Linked DNA regions of Homo sapiens: region 1 is linked to region 2. Evidence: chromatin contacts called from ENCODE Hi-C data. All regions are on one chromosome and are shown on one strand. The core of a region is the stretch at or near the end of the contact, and the rest is flanking DNA. Distances in the headings are between cores, read along the strand shown. Region 1 holds the start of TRPM1 (transient receptor potential cation channel subfamily M member 1). Region 2 holds the start of KLF13 (KLF transcription factor 13).

What was found. Hi-C counts contacts between places; a loop is a spot of excess contacts on that map. Pooled maps may share reads with other maps.
Region 1: a loop to region 2 is called in a pooled map, with 2.0 times the contacts of the local background. The contact joins the promoter of TRPM1 here to the promoter of KLF13 in region 2. A Hi-C loop is called at or near these places in 1 of 50 pooled maps.

The regions. Positions count from the first base shown.
Region 1 is chr15:31,099,477-31,104,133 of GRCh38, reverse strand. TRPM1 (transient receptor potential cation channel subfamily M member 1) reads left to right here and starts at 2,409. Exons shown (of 28, transcript NM_001252024.2): 1 at 2,409-2,477.
Region 2 is chr15:31,324,693-31,329,129 of GRCh38, reverse strand. KLF13 (KLF transcription factor 13) reads right to left here and starts at 2,295. Exons shown (of 2, transcript NM_015995.4): 1 at 1,341-2,295. The coding sequence starts at 1,917. RefSeq lists an enhancer at 2,573-3,086 and a promoter at 2,114-3,170.

The DNA of each region.
Region 1 (4,657 bases), core at 1,160-3,659, 230 kb after region 2:
GGTCAGTATCCACCCTTCACGGTGGTGTTCTTGTGTCCTCAGACGGCTCCACAGACACATAATGATTCTCAGACCTTACAGCGTCTCTCCACAGTCCTCACACACTGTGTCCATGCACCAGGTCATCCAAGTGACTTCATGGGGGAGGATGCCTCTGGAGAGTGGACAGTCTGGTGAGAACCCCTTTTCCCCACAGCTGCAGCTCAACACCGCCCAACAGAAATACAAGGTGAGCCATAGCTGTGAGCCACAGAGCAGAGGCAATTTTAAATTTTCTTTTTTTTTTCTTTTTCTTTCTTTCTCTCTTTTTTTTTTTTTTTGGATACAGAGTCTCACTCTGTCACCCAGGCTGGAGTGCAGTGGTGTGATCTCAGCTCACTGCAACTTCCGCCTCCAGGGTTCAAGTGATTCTCCTGCCTCAGCCTCCCGAGTAGCTGGGATTACAGGCACCCACCACCATGGCCGGTTATTTTTTATATTTTTAGTAGAGATGAGGTTTCACCATGTTGGCCAGGCTGGTCTCGAACTCCTGACCTCAGGTGATCCACCTGCCTCAGCCTCCCAAAGTGCTGGAATTGCAGGCGTGAGCTGGGCCAATTTAAAATTTTCTAGTAGTCAGTTTTGAAAAGTAAATAGAAGCAGGTGAAAAAAATTAATAACATTCTATTCAACCCAACATGTTCTAAATATTTCAATGTGCAATCGATTATTATCACAAGTCTTGGCAATCCCGTGTATATTTTACATTCGGAGCATATCTCAATTCTGACTGGCTCTGTTTCCAGCACTCCATAGCCACGCGTGGCCTGTGGCCACTGTGTGAGACATCTCAGCTCCCAGTTGCAGGCCACACTGCATGGACCCTGGGGAGGAGGGGTGTTCTCTTGGGGAAGGATGGGGCTCCCATTGTTTCCATCTTATCTGAACCTGAAAAAGAGCTTATTTGTCTAGTGAAGGGCCCACTGCCTGGAGAGCCACTGACTGGCAGCCGGTCGGGCTGGCCATTGGTGCTGACCACAGAGCCTCCACACCTCCCAGCCATGGCAGTGCCGGCCATCAGCTCACTTCCCCATGTGGTCTTTCCCCACTGCTCCCAGACTGATTTCAGATGCCCCGGATTGCCCTGACTGTGCCTTCAGAATTCCGGCCACGTAGCACCCTCCCTCAGCCCCCGGAAGGGTTCCCGCTGAAGCCGTGACTCTCTCAGGCCTCAGGAGCCAACACCAGTTCAAGAAAGAAGACTCGGGAGCCAGGCCAGGGAGGCTGCTGCGGTCATTGTGCGCCCAGGGGCTGTGCGCGCTCCAGCAAAGCACGTGGGAGCCACTCACCAGACCCTTTGCACGCCCACTCTGCGGTGACAGACCCTGAGAGAAACGAATGAAAGCAAAGACAGACCCAGAAAATGGCCTGGCACATGTGCTTCCGTCAGAAGTTCAGAGATTCCCTGAGCCCCAGGCTGTCTGCCAGGCATTGGGTGGGGGAGTGAGCCCAGCCTCCAGCTTCAGGACTCTACATATGGGCAGAACTTGACAACCTGGGCACTCCCACTCCACCCCACCTGCTCTCTGGGCAAGCCACCCTCTCACATGACTCAGAGTCCTCATCTGTAAAATGGGAACACCCCTAATTGCCCTTACGTCCAATCTGTCTGCTCCTCTGTGAGAAGCGGGAGGCGGACAATGCCCAAGAGCCTCAGATGCTGGGGAAGACCCAGCCCCTCTGCAGAGAGGGATAGTTCAGGGTTTGGGTTTTTTCTTTCCTCCTGGGCTGAGAAAGCTCATGGAAAGCTGGAATAACCACGCATACTGTTACAGCAAATCCAACAGAGCTCCCACCGTGGTGGTTTTCAGGTGACTGTGGATGCCAAGCAGGCAAGCTCCTGGTGAAGGGGGGAGAGCAGGGATTAGAAGCACTCAGAAGGGGCTGAGAGTCATGTGGGGCTCACACTGCATTTGCAGCTGGGTTCACCCTGACCTCAGGCCCAACTTAGATGAGGAAGGATTAGCAGTAATTAGTGCCATGTGCCGCCTTCTCCCAGCTCCCCGGGGCACGAACACTGCCCAGCTGATGAGGGGATTCTGAAAGAACCATTATGTCCAATTGTCTCAATTATGCAAACCCTGCTGACATTTCCAGCCAGGGAAGGGCGGCTGGGTGGGAGGGGGCCATGGCGGGGCCACTTCAAAGGAAAAGCTCTAGCTCCCCTACCTCTCTCACATCCTAAGGCTGCCTTTGTGGGATTCCACACAGAACAGCCTGGAAGCTTGGGGCCCTGGCTTCCTTTTCTGGCCTGGGAGTCAGGTCATGGGGCCATCGCTTCACAGCAATCATGAGGGCCCAGGCCCAAGTGCTCACATGCTCCTCATGGGGACTGCTCCTCTTAAAGGGTGGGCCCTCCTCACCCAGCTCCCTGCCCTGGCCAAGGAGGAGGCTGAAAGAGCCTGAGCTGTGCCCTCTCCATTCCACTGCTGTGGCAGGTAAGCTCAGATGCGGGTAAGCACAGGTGAAGGGAGGTCAGGTGCAGGTATCCTCAGGTGTGGGTAAACTCAAGCGTGGACAAACTCAGGTGCAGATAACCACAGATGCAGTTAAGCTCAGGTGTTGGTAACCTCAGGTGCAGGTAGGCTCAGGTGCAAGTAAGAGCAGGTGCAGGCAAGCTCAGGTGTGCTTTCTGGGGCCTGTTACTCATCTCCTCTTGAGGCTGGCTGGACAGGACCCTATGGAGCAGCTGGTGAACCTGTGTTCAGCCTGGGTTCCAAGAGGCTGTCTCAGCAGAAGGGACCCACCAGGTTGATTCACAGAGGGGATAAGTACTCTGTCAGCTGGTCTCAAAGAGGCTGAAACCCTCTGAGCTTCCCTCAGGGCCAGCTTCTAAATCCAGGTGCCAGGGATCTGCTCAGGAGCCCCGGCTCCAGGCCTCAACCTCTTGCCTGTCATTCCTTAGCATCTTACTTTGCTTCAGGGAAAAGGTGCACCTTCCTTAGAACCCCAGAAAATGCTGAAGTTCTAGGAGAGACAGGGTTTATACTTGTAAGCCTTTATCAGCTGATATTTCACCTGTGAAAGCCTTGGGGAAGAGATTGGTTACACGGAACAGGATCAGGAGGGGAGATTACTGCTCCCTCTCACTGCTGGGAGCAGTGCAAACTGGTTTCTGGAAGGCAGTTCAACAACATGCAGCAAAGCCCTGCAAGTCCACACCTAGGAACCCATCCTGAGGAGCGAATCCTGAAGGGATGCCAACATTGACACAGCTTTGTGTGCTACCGGGAAGCACAGCAAACAACCCAAACGCCCAGAAGCAGAGGGCTGGACACATCAATCATGGTCTGTCCATAGGATGAAACATCACGCAGTCACTTTTAAAATGACAGAGAAAAAGGCATAATAACCGTACAGAATTATTGTGTTTTTCATTACACACACATGCACCTGTCTAATCTATTCACGGAAAAAGCCTAGAAATACAAGGAAATATCAGTTGTTTTAGGATGGAGGCCTTATGGGTGGTGTTTATTTATTCTTTTGTACATTTCTACATTTTTTGTCTTCTTTAATCATTTTCTATCACAAATTAATTTTCCTTTTTTTCCCAGAAAATATATCTTTTGTACTTTTTATTAGTACATCATAGTTGTGCATATTGTGGGGGTACATGTGATTTTTTGGTGCATGTATACAATGTGTATGTTTTTTTAAACCTTAGCAAAAATTAGCAAAAGTAGTGGGGGAGGTAGGGAGGAATGAAAATATTTGCAGGGCCAGGCGCGATGGCTCATGGCTGTAATCCCAGCACTTCGGGAGGCTGAGGCAGGCAGATCACGAGGTCAAGAGATAGAGACCATCCTAGCCAACATGGTGAAACCCTGTCTCTACTAAAAATACAAAAATTAGCTGGGCATGGTAGTGCGCGCCTGTAGTCCCAGCTACTCGAGAGGCTGAGGCAGGAGAGGTTGAACCCAGGAGGTGGAGGTTGCAGTGAGCCGAGACTGCGCCACTGCACTCCAGCCTGGGCGACAGAGTGAGACTCCATCAAAAAAAAAAAAAGAAGGAAAGAAAGAAAGAAGAAAGAAACAAAGAAAGAATATTTGCATAAATTGTGTTTGCGTTGACAAGGGATAGGAACTGAGAATGGGGAAGGAAGATGAGACACATTTTCTCTGTCTGAATCAGATATTTAGGGAGGAATTAAGAACGGAGCCCTGCCTCTCTATGAGTGCACTTGATGAATACGGGACTGATTCTGGGAAAGACTGCCTTTGGTCAGGTTCTCAAAACACCATTGTTTTGAACTATCCAGCAGCAGTTTTAATTCATGGCATTTGCAATTATATTTATAGCATAAATTGTCTATTCTCTGCAGTGTATTTTTTAGCCCTCCTCCCCCAGAAAATGTAATTGGAAATATCAACTCATGTTGAATGTGTTTGCTGTACCTGTTTATGTTTTATTGATTATTTTCTGGGAGAAGTTTGGAGTTGTGTTTGGTTTGGCTCTGTGCAACCTCATTTATTTGCTCTGTAAAGCTGATAAGCACAAGAAGTGAAATGACACTCAGGCATTTTAAGATGCGAGTCATCTTCATTCTGAACTAAGTGAAAACAAAACAGATTTTCTATCAACCTAAAATCCTCCTACTGGGGGCAGTAGATGTTTT
Region 2 (4,437 bases), core at 1,046-3,545:
ACGTGGTTTGGAGCGGCCACAAAAGCCTCCCTGGGGAAAGTTAGTCCGAGATCTGAAAGCCTCACCTGCAGACCTTGGGCCCTTTCAGTTCCAAATGGTAAAAAAAAGGGGCCTTCAGCTCTAGGGTATCCAAGGCTGCAGCTTCTTTTTATGCCTTTTAATCACTATGTGAACTATTTTACAAATGAGAGACCACCACCCTTGGTCACAAGACAACAGTATTCAGTAGACGGGTTTTGAGCCTGCCCCCAAGGTAGAAGAGGTGAGTGTCACAGAAGAACTCACGTGAGCTCAGAGGAAGCATACAATTCTTTACACCAAAATGGGGAAGGATTGCCGTCCATTAAAATATTTTCATCTTTATGTTAAAAACGAAACAAAAAGGGGGGAGGGAACCGCCACAGATGAATCAACTACAAAGTATCGGGCCGCGCGTGGGAACTGTTGCCGCTGGGCTGGCGGGGGCGGGCGGTGATCCCCAGGCTGGAGGCTCAGCGCCCGCCCTGGTGCAGGTGCCGCCCGCCCCGCACCGGCCCAGGGCAGGTGAGAGGTGGGCAGGCGAGAGGGCAGCACGGAGGATGGGCAGCGGCCAGGGCATTCCTTTCCGGAGAGAGCCTCGAGGCCGAGGAGCCTAGGGCCGGGCGCGCCCCCGCCGGGCCGGATGGGCGGGGGCTCCCACAAAGAGCCGCAGGCGGGGAGCGGGACCCGGGACCGCCCCCCGCATCGCCAAGCGCCGCCGCTGACTTTGGTTACGACAAATTAAACCTTAGAGCGCTGGAAAAATTACAGGAAGAAGAGAGCGAAGAATGTGCCGAGTGGCGAAGGAAACCTTGTCCCTGCGTGAACTTCGCCCGCCGCGCGCCGGGGCCGGCCCCTCCCCTCCTGAGCGCGCGCCCGGGCAGCGGGGGAGGAAACGAGGAGGGACCCCGGAGAGCGTCCCCTGCCCCCGCTCCGGGCGCCCCACCGTCACGAGTGCCGCCTGCGGTCCACACCCAGGCCGCCCGCACCTGCCCGCGCCGCCTCCCGGCCGGGAGGGGTCCCCGCCCCCAGCCCAGATGACTATATCCGCCCCCGCGGCCCCACCCGAGCGCGCCCGGGGAGGGGGCGTGCCCGGCGGGGGCGCGGTCGCCTGGCGGGCGCCGGCTCCGAGAGCCAAGACCCGCCTCGCGCGACGCGCGGGGCCAGCCGCGGGTCGGAGCGGCAGGGGAAGGGGCGAGGCCCCGGGCGTTCCGGCCCGCCCGGCCCCCACCTCGCGCCCCATCGGGGACTCCGGGGGCGTGGTCGGGCAGCTCGCGCCGACCCCGTCCGCGCGATCCGGGCGCCCGCGCCGCCCCACTGACCTGTGTGAGTTCTCAGGTGCGCCTTGAGGTGCGAAGATTTCCCGTAAACTTTCTCGCAGCCCGCGTAGTGGCACTTGTGCTTCCTCTGCGGGGACTCGAGGTCGGCGCGACTTCGGCCCCGCCGGACCCTTTGTCTGAGGCCGGGCTCGCCGCTCCCCGCGGGCCCCGGCTCCCGCTCGGGCTCCAGCCCCGCCTCGGGCTCCGGCTCGCTCCACGCCGGGCTGGGGGGCGCGGCCGCCGCGCCTTCGGCGCCGGGGGAGGTGGGCTCGGGGGCGGGCGGCGGCAGGCGGCAGGGGGTCCTCGCCTTCCGGGCCGCGGCGCCCTCCCTGCGCTCCGCCGGGGCGGGCGCCGGCGCTTGCTGGTTGAGGTCCGCTAGGATCCGCGCCACCACGAAGAGCGAGGCGCTGTCCTTACCGTCGCGGCGCTCCTCGACGCGGGGCAGCGTGGGGGTGGCGGCCACGGCCGCGCCCTCGGGCCGGGACTCCGGCCCCTCCCGCGGCCCGTGCACGACCGCGCGGCTCGACATGGACACGAGGCACTCGGCGGCGAAGTGGTCCACATAGGCGGCGGCTGCCATGCTGCGGGCTGGGGCCGGCGGCGGTGCTCTTGCTGCGAGTCGTCAGCCGCGCATCCGCACCCACGGCCTCGGGAGAGCGGGCGGGGGGCGGGGGCGCGGCGCGCCCTCTCCTCGGGCTGGGCTGGGCTGGGCTGGGCGCGCAGCCGCCTGTGCCGTCACCCGCGCGGCTCCGCGTCTGCGAGGCGCCGGCCCGGCCGGGCACCGAAGAGTGAGCGCATGGGGCGCGCGGGCGACTGGGGTCCCCGCGCGGCGTCAGGGGCGGCCGGTTCTAAGGATGCCGAGCGGCAACGTTAGGGACCACCTCGCCAAGTCGCGGCCGCAGCTTCGCCGCGCATTGTGGCAGGCGGGACAGCTGCCGTGCGCGCCGCGGCTCCGTGTGGGCGGCCCGGCCCCGGGGGTGGGCGGGGCCGGGGCCACATCTGGACCCGACGTCAGCCCCCAGCCACATCCTGGCGGCGCAGGTTACAGGCGGCGGCGGCTGCGGGGAGCTGCGCGCGCGGAGGGGGCGGGGACCCCAGAGCGCGCACCGGCGGAACGGAGCGGTCGCGTGCCCGCGCCTGGGCAAGGGGGCGTGACCGAGGGCCGGGACAGACGCCATTGGTCCGTGAGTGCACGGCCAGGCCAATCCGAGCCGTTAGAGGGGCGTGCCCGGTCCCGGGCCCTGCGCGCGCCAGTGGGCGTGTCCCCTGGGCCGGTGGGAGGAGGGGCGGAAACTGGAGCGGGGCGCGCTGACGCATGACGTCCGGGGGCGGCGGGCCGGGTAGTCGCGGCGCGGAGCGGCTGCTTGTACCCCCCGCGGCGGGGACACAGCGAGCACTTCTCTGCCGGAGCTTTTATGTGGTGACAGCCTTGGCCCCCGGCATGGAGGGGAGCGGTTTCTGGAGGGCGCCATTTGTTCCTCCCGCGATGGGCGCCGGCGGGGAGGCGTGTCTGCCCGGCCGGGCGCGGGGCTGCCTAGGGGCGGAACGCACTCGCGCCGCGCCCTCCGCCGCCGGCTTGCCGGGTGGCCGCGCCTAGAGCCTCAGGCCGCTCGCCCTCCCCACGCCCCTGCCTTGCAGAGCTCCGGGAGTCCGGGCGGGGCAGCTCCCGCGGGAGGGACAGACTCGGGCTCGTTCCTGGGGTCCGGGGTGCGGCCGCGCTGCCCTTCAGCTCGGGTCAGCCCGAGCAGGACTGGCCTCGGCTGGCGGTGAGCCTGGCAGCCCGGGTGGCGCGCCCACCGCGGCCTGTGCCTCCAGAAGCGAACTACGTGCCAGGGCGGCCGGCGCCGCTGCTGAGGGAACGCGGGGCCCCTTCCTCCCCATCCCGCCGCAGGCCCGCTGCCAACTCTTCTAGGCTGCCCCTCTCCCACCGCGGTCGGGGGGGCTTCAAACGCCACCAGCTGCGAGGACCCCGCCCACCGCGCCCCACCCGCCCGCTGTCTGGGCCTCCCGGAGGAAATGCTCGGCTGCGCCCAGCCCGCGCCTCCCAGCCCGGGCTGGGCCACCTTGCCCTTGACTCTCACGGTAACCCCTACCCCAGCCCGCGGCCCCAGCCATTCTCCAGGCCTGGGCCGTCCTCGGAGACGCCGGTGAATAACTTCCCACCGCCGCGGAACCGGGCTCAGCAAACCCCCTACTGCCTCGCCCCGTTGCATTGTGCTTAATGGACGTTCGAAGGAGTCAGCCACCCTTGCTGTGTTCTGAGAGGAGCCTGGAGAATGAAGGAGCCCGGGCACTCACCCTCAGTGGACCCTCGCAGTGGGAGGGGGGTGTCATTCTTCTCTCAGAATTAAGGTTAATAGCCGAGTTCGAGTTCTCACCAAATTAATTTGGGGTTGGAGCTCAGTAAGACTGGTTTTCAGGTAACCGACGAGGGACCGAAACGGCCATTCTGGGTTGCGTGTTACGGTGAACAGCAAACTGCATGGATGTTTGAGCACCCTCAGTATCTGTAACTAAAACCCTGAAATGCGGTCTCGCTGATTGAGTTGCTACCCTCTGGGGAGACTAAAGGTGCTGGACTGGGTCTGGTCCCTTTAGGAGGGTCTGTGCTTGGTAGAAAGTAATCGTGTTTCTTCCAGGCAGATTGTGTTGATGACATTTAATAAGAGACGTGTGTCCTGACCAAGTAATGATTCGGAATGTTCCTCTATTCCCACCACATGTCACAATTAGTCACTTCTTAAGGAAGGAGTGGTCCTACACCAGCTTATCAGCCACCCATACCCTCCTGGCCCCTTTCCAGCCAGCAGAATTCTCCCCAATCTTCAAGGTGCCACGTCTCCCCACTGGGTCACCCCAGCCGGCATACACAATGGTAGGCCGTCTAGAGTCTGCACTATTCTAGTATTAGGCTACTACAGCCATGAACAAAACAGGCCTGCCTTGGGTGAGGGGATGCCCTACGTGGTCAAGGGTCCTCTGCATTGATGCACCCCCCTAAGAGTTTTCCAAGAATGTGGGTCCCAAAGAATTTTGACTGTGCTCTGTGGCATTCTGTATAGAAAACTGAGCTCCTTGGCTGGTTTCTCAAAAATCCACT